Regions from separate parts of the Homo sapiens genome. Here region 2 is linked to region 1. The links are chromatin contacts, found by Hi-C in ENCODE. All regions are on one chromosome and are shown on one strand. The core of a region is the stretch at or near the end of the contact, and the rest is flanking DNA. Distances in the headings are between cores, read along the strand shown.

Region 1 (5,779 bases), core at 925-3,424:
CTGTTCTCATAGGAAAAGGCTCCAGACATGCTGTGTGGGGATATTTCACAAAGAGACATGGTGAAGTGCGGCACTGCCTACATGCTGGGGTCCAGTCCTGTTGGCAGCACCAGAACATGGGCGAGCATGAGGGGCAGACGTGGGAGTGGGACACATGCTGCCAAGCACCCTAGTGTGGCTATGTACAAGCTAGGGTGGGGAGGGGGTGCGGCAGAAGGCAGCTCCTCACGGCTTGAGTCCCAATCTTTGCCCCAGTTGGCTGCGGAACTGAATGAACTGCCCACTCACCCCAGCACTGTAAATGGTTACTCTCCTCATCCTTCCGATGACAAATCACCAAAAGGATGCGCTTTCATCTACCAGACCTCCCAGGCTCAGGTGCTGACTGTGGCCTACAAGGACAGCTATCTAAAACATCAAAAGCACTTTCCAGCTTCCTTCACGGACATGAGACTGCCTGCTCCCCAGAAAGATGGGTTTCAGTAACTCCTCCTTTGGCAGAATTTTTAAAGTTCTAGTCCTTAACTTCTACCTCCTGCCCCCATTTCTACCCACGGGGAAGGGCCACAGAAATAAAAGGGCATGGGAGGGGGGATGTTAGTTGCCTTTTCCTCTTTCCAGTGAAAGTCATTTCCCTCAATAGAGGGATCCCTCCATGTTTCCATGATTTGGAAGAGAAAGGTGGAGCTTATTCGTGAGCAACTTGGCCAGAACTGCCCACAGCCTACTACCCAGGAGGAGGAAGAGGAGGAGAGGGAGTGGGAAAAAAAGAGGGAGGAGGAGGGGGAACAGAGGAAAGGGTGGGAAGGTTGAGAAAGGGGAAGGAGGAGGGGGAGGGAAGGTTATTCGTATCAACAACTGTGGCTACACCAATCACTGCCACCCTTGTGGGACCCACAGCCACTGAGTCTCCGCCAACTCAGCTCTCCCCCTCCCCCGCCCCCATACAAACCAGGACAAGCTTGTAAGGAGAAGGAGTAAGACAGCCCCAAGGCACACGACTCTGATGTCTGAATTCTGGCTGGGGAGGGGGAGGTGTCTAAAATTTCCTTTGGCTTGTATTATCACTATGTATTAGCCTCCAGATGCTTATCTTTAAAATGAGGACGAGAAAAGTCTCTACTTCTAGAAGAGCTGGGGGACTAAATTACACGTGCAGCTTTCGGTCAGCCTGAGCCAGCGCTGTCACTGAGCCTTGGATTTGTAAGTGGCTCAAAAGTAAAAAGACGGAAGAAGGCCGTGCAGCTCTACTTCCCCCAAGGCCAGGAAGGGCCAAAGCAATGACTTAGGAAGTGGGATGTTTCCCCACCCTAGGCAAAGGGGCGAATTCCGAGTTCCCCGGAGGAAGCAGCAGCTCTGCAGACTCGGAATTACCTCGTCCTCATCTCCAGTGAAGGGAGGGATGGAAGTGGGGGCAGGGGCACAGAAATGGTACAAATCCTTCCTAATGGTCCCTGGCCAGAGCTCTGCCCATTCCTGAAAGTGTGACCTTGGGAAAGTGAGACCTTGGGAAAGTGACTTCGCCTCGCCAAGCCTCAGTTTCCTCATCTGTGCAGCGGGCATAAGGGCAGCATCTAAGGTGCAGAAATGCTTCTGACGGGTCAGATAACACCTAGCCCGCAGCCGACGCTCACAGCCGCCGATTCAGACCCGCCCGGGTTCCGCAAGCCCCAGGCTGCCCCTGAGCCACCGCCCAGGCCTCAGCCTCGGGCCATGCGGACCTCGCCGCCGCCACGCCCCGGACCCCAGGCCCCGGGCCCCCAGGCCTCGACGGCCAGCCGCACCCGGGCTGCGGACTGCGGCCCGGGCCCCCTCCCCGCTGGGCCCCCGACTCACCGGTGTAGTGCACCACGCAGGTCTGGCCGCGCTTGGGGAAGGTGCGCCCTGAGGAGACAGAGACGGGCATGCTGAGCCGATGCGCGCGGCGGCAGAGGTACTCCGAGCCGCCGCGCGCCACTACTCACCGTCTCCTGGGGAGATGGTTTCCACCTGCACTCCCATGGCGGCGGCGGACGCTGAGCGGGCGGGCGGCGCGACGGGCGGCGTGGACCAACAGCGACCTGGCGGCGGTTCCACGGCTCTGCCTAGTACCTCGGCGCGTCGCCTGCGCACGCGCACGCCCCCTCACGCCCAGCCCTGCGTGCGCGCCCCACACGGCGCGCGACGTCCCGGAAACCCAGGCCTCCGGAAGAGGGACCGGAAGCCCAGAAGCCCCGAGACCTCCGGAAGCCCGGAGGCCTCCGGATACAGCTGTGTTTGCCGGGTGACTTGCTTCGTTCTCCTGCCCTTCCTCTGTGCTTCCAGCCGGTTAAGCATCTCCCTGCCCAAAGAATGGGAGTAATAATAGGGGGTCCGCCAGTCACTGACTGGGTGACTGTCATCAGGTTTCCACTTAGAAGCACACAGTTACTCATCCTGGGAAGAGCATGGTTCTGAGAAGACAGCGCACAGGTGGTGGTAGTATGTTAGTATTTTATAAGTGGCTCAAGGTTGTAAGTTCTGCTTTTCTTCACTGGAGGAGGAGTTGTCCAAATTCATTCACTCACCCATAGCTTACATGCATACATTCTTATTGAGCATGTGAAAGTTGATAATACGAATTGGGTCACTCTTCTTATGCCCAACGGAATCAGAATCCAGGGGCCAGGGGAAAAGCACTGGAGGCACGCAGCGCCTGCTCCAAGAACCAATATTTCCACTAACTGCTGCGGAAATGGCCTGCTGTCCCCCTGAGACCAGATTCAGCTAGTAACTGCTGAAACAACCCGCCATAACCTAATACTAGTTTTACTTACCACTGTCAGTCACCAATCAGAGCTTGCCAGCTCCCTGAAACTTTACTAGTGCCAATGCATTTCCCTTTCTAATAAAACGCCCAGCCTTCTCTTTGTTTTTCGGACATACCAAAGACCACCAGATCTGTGTGTATGCTCCGAGTTGCGATTCTCGCTTCCCCAAATAAAACATTACATTTAGAGATTCATCTCCATATTTTATTTTGACTTTGACAAGCACCTTCTGTATGTCATGTACTGTGCTAGGTGCTGAGGATACAGCGGTGAAGGAGTCAGACTTAGTCCCTGACCTCACAGAATCTACGTATGATGTGGGAGAGATAATCAAATAACCTGTTTAAGTAAAAAAAGATACGGAATAAATGTAAAGTTTCAAATCTGTAATATTATGAGACAGTAATACATGCTGTGAGGGGCGTGTTAATATAACAGAGATGCCTCACTTAGTCTGGAATGTGGTCAGATATTTCCCTGAGTTAGCCAGGTTTAGCCAGGTTTAGCCAAGGTTAGAAGGCCAATTGTGTGTATGTGTTGGGGTAAGGGGAGGCAGAAGGAGCAGTACCTGCAGAGGCACTGTAACGCAAGAGAACACTGTGACATGGTCTAGGACATAAGGAGGCACATGTGACTAATCTTTCTCTGATCTGTGTGTGTGTGTGCTTCTGCATTAGTCGATTCTCACACTGCTATAAAGAATACCTGAGGCTGGGCACGGTGGCTCATGCCTGTAATCCCAGCACTTTGGGAAGCTGAGGCGGGCAGATCACTTGAGGCCAGGCGTTCAAGACCAGCCTGGCCAACATGGTGAAACCCAGTTTCTACTAAAAATACAAAAAAATTAGCCAGGCATGGTGGCACAGGCTTGTAATCCCAGCCACTTGAGAGGCTGAGGCATAAGAATTGCTTAAACCAGGAGGCGGAGGTTGTAGTGAGCCAAGATTGCACCTCTGCATTCCAGCCTGGGTGACAGAGTGAGAACCAGTCTCAAAAAAAAAAAAAAAAAAAAAAAATTCCTGAGACTGGGTAATTTATGGAGGAAAGAGGTTTAATTGACTCACAGTTCTGCATGGCTGGGAATCCTCAGGAAACTTACAATCATGGCAGAAGGGGAAGCAGGCATATCTTACACAGCAGCAGGCATGAGAGAGAGTATGTGAAGAGGAACTGTCAAACACCTATAAAACCATCATTTCTCATGAGAATGCACTCACTACCATGAGAACAGCATGGGGGAAACCACCCCCACCATCCAATCACCTCCCACCGGGTCCCTCCCTTGACCTCAGGATTATAGGGATTACAATTCAAGATAAGATTTGGGTGGGGACACAGAACTAAACCATACCAGCTCCTGTAGTGTTTTAAACATGACCTCACAGTTTTTTGACACCCCAACCCTCATCTATGTCCCCTTTCCTAAAATCTCAGTGAGCTCGTGACTGCTTTGGAAATTTTAATGTAGTAAGAATACAGGCTGTAACAGAACCAAATTAACTGTGGCTGAAAAGAGGCTGAAGTTGCTGTCTCTCTCATGTAACAGTTCAGAGGCAGGTGGTTCAGTGCAGGTAGGACTTCACAGGCTGCCCAGGGACTCATCCTTCTTCTACTTGTGGCTCCCCATCCTTAGAATCCTACCCTCATATGCATGGTCCAAGTTGGCTCTCCAACATATTTTCATCTCAGCTAGTGGGAAGGGGGAAAGGAGGAATGGGGGGTACATTCCCTTTTCCTTTAAGGGTACGACTTAGAATTGCACACATCTCTTCCCGTTATACTTCACATTGACTATAACTTAGTTATATGGTCAAATTTAGCTGCATGGGAGGCTAGGGAATAAAGTCTTCATTCTGGGTGTACACACACCCAACTAAAATCAGAGGTTCTGTGCTCATAGAATGGAAGAATGGAGATCGAAAGATGAAATTAAAAAGAGGGCCCCAGCAGTCGCCAGGACACTGCTTCACACCACCTAGAGAAAATCAGACTGCAGCGAGAATAAATGATGGAGAATGAGAGCAACCAGGGGCGAGAGAGTTCCTGGATTCCGTTTTCCCTGAAGCCTAGCAGAATAAGGCTTGCCTCACATTCATCCTGTGGTCTCTCTCATGGCTCTGAATTGGGTATCGGTTCAAAACATAGACCTGCCTTTGAGACAGTGGCCATCTCAATCCATGGATATAAGCTTTGTTTATATAGATGGGGGTTCCCCAAGAACCTCACATTTGCACCACTTCTTCCTCAGTGCTTTGGGAAAACACAGGAAAGCATGTAGCTATCAGTTCTGCCACCAGACCTAAGATGAATTGGACCTGGGGACAAGGGGCACTTATTAAGCATTTATCTGATTTTTTGAAGTAACTGGGAGAGTTCCTTTCTAAATTAATTTAGATTCTGTTTATATATAGCCTAGTTATTAACAACTCTGTTAAGTAGTTAAGTTCTTTGGGATCACCCTTAGCAAACCAGAACAAAAAACAGAAAGAGTGAGTGACTCTAAGAGATGGAACTGGGAGAAAGAGCAGGAGATTCTGACTTTCATTTAATATCATTCTGAACTGATTAAATTTATTTTCACTCTCTTTGTGTAACAGGAGACAGGGAATCATTTCAGTCTGAAGTCATAAGCATCCCTCATGACAAGGGGAAGTGACTCCCTCCCTGAAGTTCTAAAACCTGAAAAATGGGGGTTGGATTTCCTTTGGTTTATCCTGTTTGTGGTTTACTCAGCTTCCTGAGTCTATAGGTGTATGCCTTTCACCACATTTGGGAAGTTTTCAGCCATTATTTCTTCAGATATTTTCTTCTGCTCCATTCTGTTTCTCCTGTTCTTCTCAGATCCTGGTAACACGAACATTAGATATTTTGGAATTGTCTCACAGGTGCCTGAAGTTCTGTTCAGCTCCCCCCAGTCCTTTTTCTCTGTTGTTCAGATTGGATAATTTCTATTTTTCTATCTTTGAGATCACTGGCATGTTTCCCTGCAA
Region 2 (5,779 bases), core at 978-3,477, 740 kb before region 1:
GCGGAAATTATCCAAGGTTATCTAGATGGGTCGAATGCCATTATCAGGGTCCTTAAAACTGGAAGAGGAAGTAGAGGAAGAGGTCAGAGTGATGCGATGTGAGAAGGCCTTGGCCTGATGTTGCTGGCTTTGAAGACAGAGGAAGAGGCCATAAGCCAAGCAGTGTGGGTGGCGTCTGGAAGCTGGGAAAGGCGAGGAAATGGATTCTCCCCTAGAGCCTACAGAAAGTAGTGCAGCCCTGCTTGGTGTTAGCCCAGTAAGACCCATTTTGGACTTCTGACCATAAATAAACCTGTGTTGTTTTAAGCCATCAACTTTGTGGTAACTTACAGTGGCCCCAGAAAACTAATACAGGTGTATGTAAGCAAAGGCAGAGCTGGTTCTGGCCCTCAGAGCCTACGGTTCTAGCACGGAAGGCAGGTGTCTAGACAGGACGTTAAAAGCCAGTGGGCTGTAATCCCAGCACTTTGGGAGGCCGAGGTGGGCAGATCGCTTGAGGTCTGGAGTTTCAGACCAGCCTGGCCAACAGGGTGAAACCCCATCTCTACTAAAAATACAAAAATTAGCCAGGCGTGGTGGTGGGCGCCTGTAATCCCAGCTACTTGGGAGGCTGAGGCAGGAGAATGGCTTGAACCCGGGAGGCGGAGGTTGCAGTGAGCCAAGATCGTGCCACTGCACTCCAGCCAGGGTGACAGACCCAGACAACGTCTTAAAAAAAAAAAAAAAAAGCCAGTGAGATCAGAGCTATGCAGGTGGGCACACAGGTGGCTGCAGGCCCACAGAAGCTCCTAACCCGGTAGGGATGGTCAGGGAAGATCCTGACACTGAGACAGGAAGACCGAGAAAGAGTGAGAAACGACAAGGCAGAGATAGAAGAGGTTCTCAACGGGAGAAAAAGCCCAGTGGTGGGACAGGGCATGCATGGCAGATCCCTTCCCATCTCAGCCAGGCGCCGTGCTACTATTGTGGCAACAGATAAGATGGGACGAGGTCCTCGCCCTTGTGGAGTGCACGTGAGGTCAGGAAGACAGAAAATAAAATGCAACACAAATAGATGTATAATATAATTTCTGGTGGACATAAGTGGTATCCTGAAAAACATCTCGGGCTAAGGGGAGAGCTAGAGAGGCCAGTGACTCTGACCAAGGGTGATCAAGGAGGCAGAGAGCTGAACCAGGCAGGGGAGCAGGCCCTGTGGTTGTCTGGGGAAGTGGCTCCAGGCAGTGAGGACACTAGTGTAAATACTAGGACTGAAAGTTATCGGGGGTGGCTGTAGAGGTGCTGGGTGGGGCTTAGGGATCTCATGTGCTCACCTTCCAAGGGTCGGGGGAAGGGGACACAACGTTATGTAGGCCTAACCTGACACCTGTTCTTGCGGGGCCCCCAAGTTCCTGCCAGAATCACTCCGGTATTCTTAACACCCTTCCTCAGTGGTGGAGCTGACCCTTGACCTCTCCCACTTCCCATTCAGACAAGGGCCTCCCAGCAGATATGACACACCTAGTCCCACTGTCACTGACTGTCACAGCCATGAGAGCCCACGGCTTATCTCCGGGTAGTGCGGTGGCCATGTGCTGGGCAGTGGGGCCCAGGCTGCCTGGGTGTGAATTCCAGCCGTGTCACTTTTTAAGCGCCTGATCTTAGTCAAGCCGCTGAAATCTTCCCTGCCTCAGTTCTCGTCTGCAAAAGAGCCACTATCTACCTCCTAGGGTTGGCATAGGAAACTGAGGGACTTCCTGCAGTTCCTGGACCACTGCAAGCACTAGCGTTATAAGCGTTATCATCACTACTTTAATTATCTCGCCCAATTCCCTCCTTGCTCAAGTGAGGAAACAGAGGCCCAGAGAGGCCCAGCTACTTGCTCAAGGTCACACAGCAGAGGCTGAGCTCCGGCTGGGCCCGGAACCAGTCCGTCTCGCGTCCATCGCAGCGACCTCCCTCCTCCGGCAACCTCCCTCCTCCGAAGCCCTCCCTCCGGTTGGCTGGACTCCCCGAGGCCTCACCCGGATCGTGTCCACGAGGCTCTGCACCTTGGCGGGGTCCAACACGGACGGCAGCGGCCGGATGAGCACGCTCAGCGGCACGTTGTGCACCGCGGCGATGCGGCCCGAGTGGATGCTGCCGCCCTGCGCGCCGCCGCTCGGCCCGGGCCCCTCGGGCGCCCCCCGACCCGCGCCGGCCCTGCCCAGCGTTCCTCCTGCACGCAGCCCCATCGTCGCCGCCGCCGCGGGACTCGCCGCCTCCCCCCGGCCTTAACTCCGGCCGGGCCATACCATTCCGCGCGGCCGGGGGGGGGGGCCCGTGCCAGGGCAGCGCGCGTTTCTCCCCCGACCCCGCCGCGGTCCGGCCTCGACCCCGCGGTCCCCAGCCCGACTCCGGCTCCGCTCGCCAGGTGCCGCCAGACTCGCGCGGGGCTCAGGCTCTCCACCGGGGGGCGCCTCTCGCCTCCCCTGCGCCGCGCGGCGTCCGGGGAGTGGAAACGCCCGGGCGGGCTGACTCAGGGTGAGTTTGCAGGTCGCGGGGCGGGAGGGGCGCGGGTGACGCACCGGCCGGGCCGACTTAGGCCGCGGGGGCGGGGGCGGGGGAGAGCGCGGCGGACCTGCCCAGCCAGGGTGAGTCGGCAAAGCCCGCGGTGCGCTGCTGCCCCGCTGCTGGGGTTCCTAGCCAGCGAGGTTATGATCCCCACCAGCGGTTCCACTTCCAGTCTGGCGCCGGCTGTGTCTGGAGTCGTTCCGAACATTTTGCACGTGTATTAACGTATCTGAACCTCAAAACAACCCTGCAAGGAAGGTATGACTGTTATTCCCATTTTACAGAAGAGGAGACTGAGACACAGGTTTAAGTGATGTACCCAAGATCACGGAACTAGTAAGTGGCCGAATCCGCGTTCAAATCCAGACGGTCTGGCTCCAGAGTCCGCCTTCTACCCCACCGTTGGCTGCCTTGGTTCAGCAACAGTGACTGTCACACGGAGCCCTCAGGAGTCGCGCTGACAATGGGTGGGCCCTGCCTTCAAGTTCCACACTGTCTGTTTGTGTCATTACAACACTACTGGAAGTAGGTGCAGTTATAGACCCGCTGTTCAAGGTCAGCTGAAATGAAAGTCAGGTCACACGAGTCCAAACTGTGGGGCCACTTAACCACCAACTCCAAGCAGGAAGGTGGACGATCCCAGACTCGGTCGAAGACAAGCATGTCTGGTTTGCTTGTCTTCCTTCTCAACCTGAATGGCACGAACATGGAGAAATGCATACTTACCCTGCCAGCTGGAGAAAACTGGAGACGAAGGAGGGAGCCAGGAGTTTCTACTTTGCCTTCCACCAGTTGCTGACACTTTCTGAACCCCGTCTGTAAAATGAAGTCATGCTGCCCATCACTCAAAGTTGTGTGAATTGAGAGAGTGCTCATAGTGCTCTGTGAATTGCATAACATCCATTTTGCTGTTGAAGATCATTTATTTTGGGTTCTTAGTCTCTCACAAAACCTTAGAACACTGACACCAAGACTCCAGCCTTTCCCTTTCGAAACATAATTCCCGTGCGCACCTAAATGATACTTTATTTCAAGAAGTAGAACTGACACCCACACCTCAGCCCCAGAATTATTCAGAATTAGAGAATTTCATCAAGAGGGAAGTTATCCCTTCTAAAACATCTTCCTCATTACAGGAAGTAAGAATGGCAGGATAACAGTTTCTAGAGTGGAAAAGTGGAGCTCTGGCCTGATTCTATCATCATGGTGTACCCAGGGAGGCCTCATTTCCTGGTATCAAATTCTCTGTGTTAAGATATCTATGGCCCAATTCAAAATGGCTTAAGCAATAAGAAGGTTTGTTTTCTCACATAATAAAATGTTTGGAGGTAGGTATGTCCAAGGTTGGTAAAGAGGCAGTTGAACAATGTGACCAAAGACTCCAGTTCTGGCTGGGCCCGGTGGCTCACACCTGTAATCCCAGCACTTTGGAAGGCTGAGGCAGGCGAATCACTTGAGGCCAGGAGTTCGAGACCAGCCTAGCCAACATAGTGAAACCCTGTCTCTACCAAAAGTACAAAAATTAGGCAGGCATGGTGGCGCGCGCCTGTAGTCCCAGTTACTCCAGAGGCTGAGACAGGAGAATTGCTTGAAACCGAGAGGCAGAGGTTGCAGTGAGCTGAGATCATGCCGTTGCACTACAGCCTGGGTGAGAGAGTGAGACTCTCTCAGAAAAAAAAGACCCTGGTTCTGTCTATCCTTTTGTGCCATCATCCTTGGTGTTCTGTTATCCTGCGGTGTGCCCCTCATGGTCCCAAGATGGCTACTGTAGCTCAAAACATCACATCATTACATGCGAATGTCCACAAGTGGAAGTTAGGACATCCCTTCGAGCCTCTTTTTAAGAGTGAAGAAACCTTCCCTGGCTGGATGCAGTGGCTCACACCTTCTGACCTTCCACTCCTCAAGCCCCGGAGTCAACTCTAGTCACACTGGCCTCCTTGCTGTGCCTCTTCCACAGCGAATGTGTCCTGGCCTCAGACCCTTTACATTTGCTGTTCCCTGTGCATGGAACGCTCTTCCCTCAGGTCATACATAGCATACATTACTGAGTGCTCTCCATGTGCCCAGCATGGTTTGATGCGCTTTACATATATTAACTCATGGAACCTAACAGCTTTATGAGACGAGTCTGTTATCTCCATCCCCATTTGATAGATGGGGCATCCCTGTGGGAGCTCTGCCCATTCCAGAGGTGCCAGGCCATTCACTAATGGGGGCAGGAGCCGGTGAGTAAATGCCAGTCTTGTGCTGTCACAGGTGGACGATTCAGAGAGGTGTTCTAGACCATTCAGATCTTTCTGGAACCTTCTCAGAGACCAGAAGTACTCAGCCCTATTGCTACAACTGACTTCACTAACACACCCTCTGTCCCATTCCTCCCACCCCTTACTTCTGCTTCCAGGGATCACCTCCCACATAAACGACTTACACTCAAGTCTCAGACTTGCTATCAGGGAACCAAAACTAAAACAAAAGGGAAACTTGATACTGGGTCATCCCCTATAGTTCTGTACCTTGCCTGGGTTAAAATTGCACTATTTTATTAGATGTGTGACCTTGGGCCAGTCACCTGTCTGTGCCTGTTTCCTAATCTGTAAAACGGACATAATGTCACCTAATTCACAGGGGTGTTGGAAGAGTGAAGAGAGATGGTGTTAGGTGAGGTCCTTAAAACAGTGCACAACGCATTATAAGTGCTCAATAAATGTTTGCTGTTTGATTGCATTTTAAATTGTAACAGAGCTTGAACGTCTCTCCGTGTCTTCACTTTCAGACTAGGCTTGATGTATTAGTCAAGACTTTTGTTTGCAAGTGACAGAAAGCCAAAGTGAATTAGCTTAATGAAAATGGGGATGCTTGGCTATTCCCGTGACTGAGGTGAAGCGGAGCCTCAGGGGAAAGTAAGTTGAGAGATTTCTTTTCTCTGCCCTCACTCAGCAGAGGGATTATCTCTACATGTCAGGAACATGACTGTCAACAGCGATGATATTTGGCTTTAAATAAGGGAAACCTGACAACAGAGACTTCATACAACTTAAAGTGTTTCCTCTTTAAAAAAAAAAACAGTCGAGGTAGGAAGTCCATGGCTGGGATGGCTGCTCCATGGTCACTAGTGGCATAGGCCCTTTCTATCTTGCCGCTCCATCATTTTCCAGCAGAGTTTTCATTCTCAGGGTCACCTCCTATTCAGGATTGCTGCTGAAGTGCCAGCCGTCTCATCCAAATTCCACCCTGGAAAGAGGTG

Evidence for each region. Hi-C counts contacts between places; a loop is a spot of excess contacts on that map. Pooled maps may share reads with other maps.
Region 2: a map of ascending aorta shows a loop between it and region 1 (4-fold over the local background). The contact joins the promoter of SRXN1 here to the promoter of FKBP1A-SDCBP2 in region 1. A Hi-C loop is called at or near these places in 1 of 168 maps with a recorded cell type or tissue (ascending aorta) and 6 of 50 pooled maps.

The regions. Positions count from the first base shown.
Region 1 is chr20:1,390,998-1,396,776 of GRCh38, forward strand. It overlaps FKBP1A-SDCBP2 (FKBP1A-SDCBP2 readthrough (NMD candidate)), which reads right to left and starts at 2,175. Exons shown (of 10, transcript NR_037661.1): 1 at 1,965-2,175; 2 at 1,837-1,884. FKBP1A (FKBP prolyl isomerase 1A) reads right to left here and starts at 2,057. Exons shown (of 5, transcript NM_000801.5): 1 at 1,965-2,057; 2 at 1,837-1,884. The coding sequence starts at 2,001. MIR6869 (microRNA 6869) reads right to left here and starts at 1,964; the gene lies at 1,903-1,964. RefSeq lists enhancers at 144-657, 1,449-1,949 and silencers at 1,684-1,753, 1,764-1,863, 2,064-2,113.
Region 2 is chr20:650,973-656,751 of GRCh38, forward strand. SRXN1 (sulfiredoxin 1) reads right to left here and starts at 2,228. Exons shown (of 2, transcript NM_080725.3): 1 at 2,004-2,228. The coding sequence starts at 2,213. It overlaps LOC107985423 (a long non-coding RNA gene), which reads left to right and starts at 1,981. Exons shown (of 2, transcript XR_001754452.2): 1 at 1,981-2,502; 2 at 2,817-5,779. RefSeq lists a silencer at 2,106-2,665.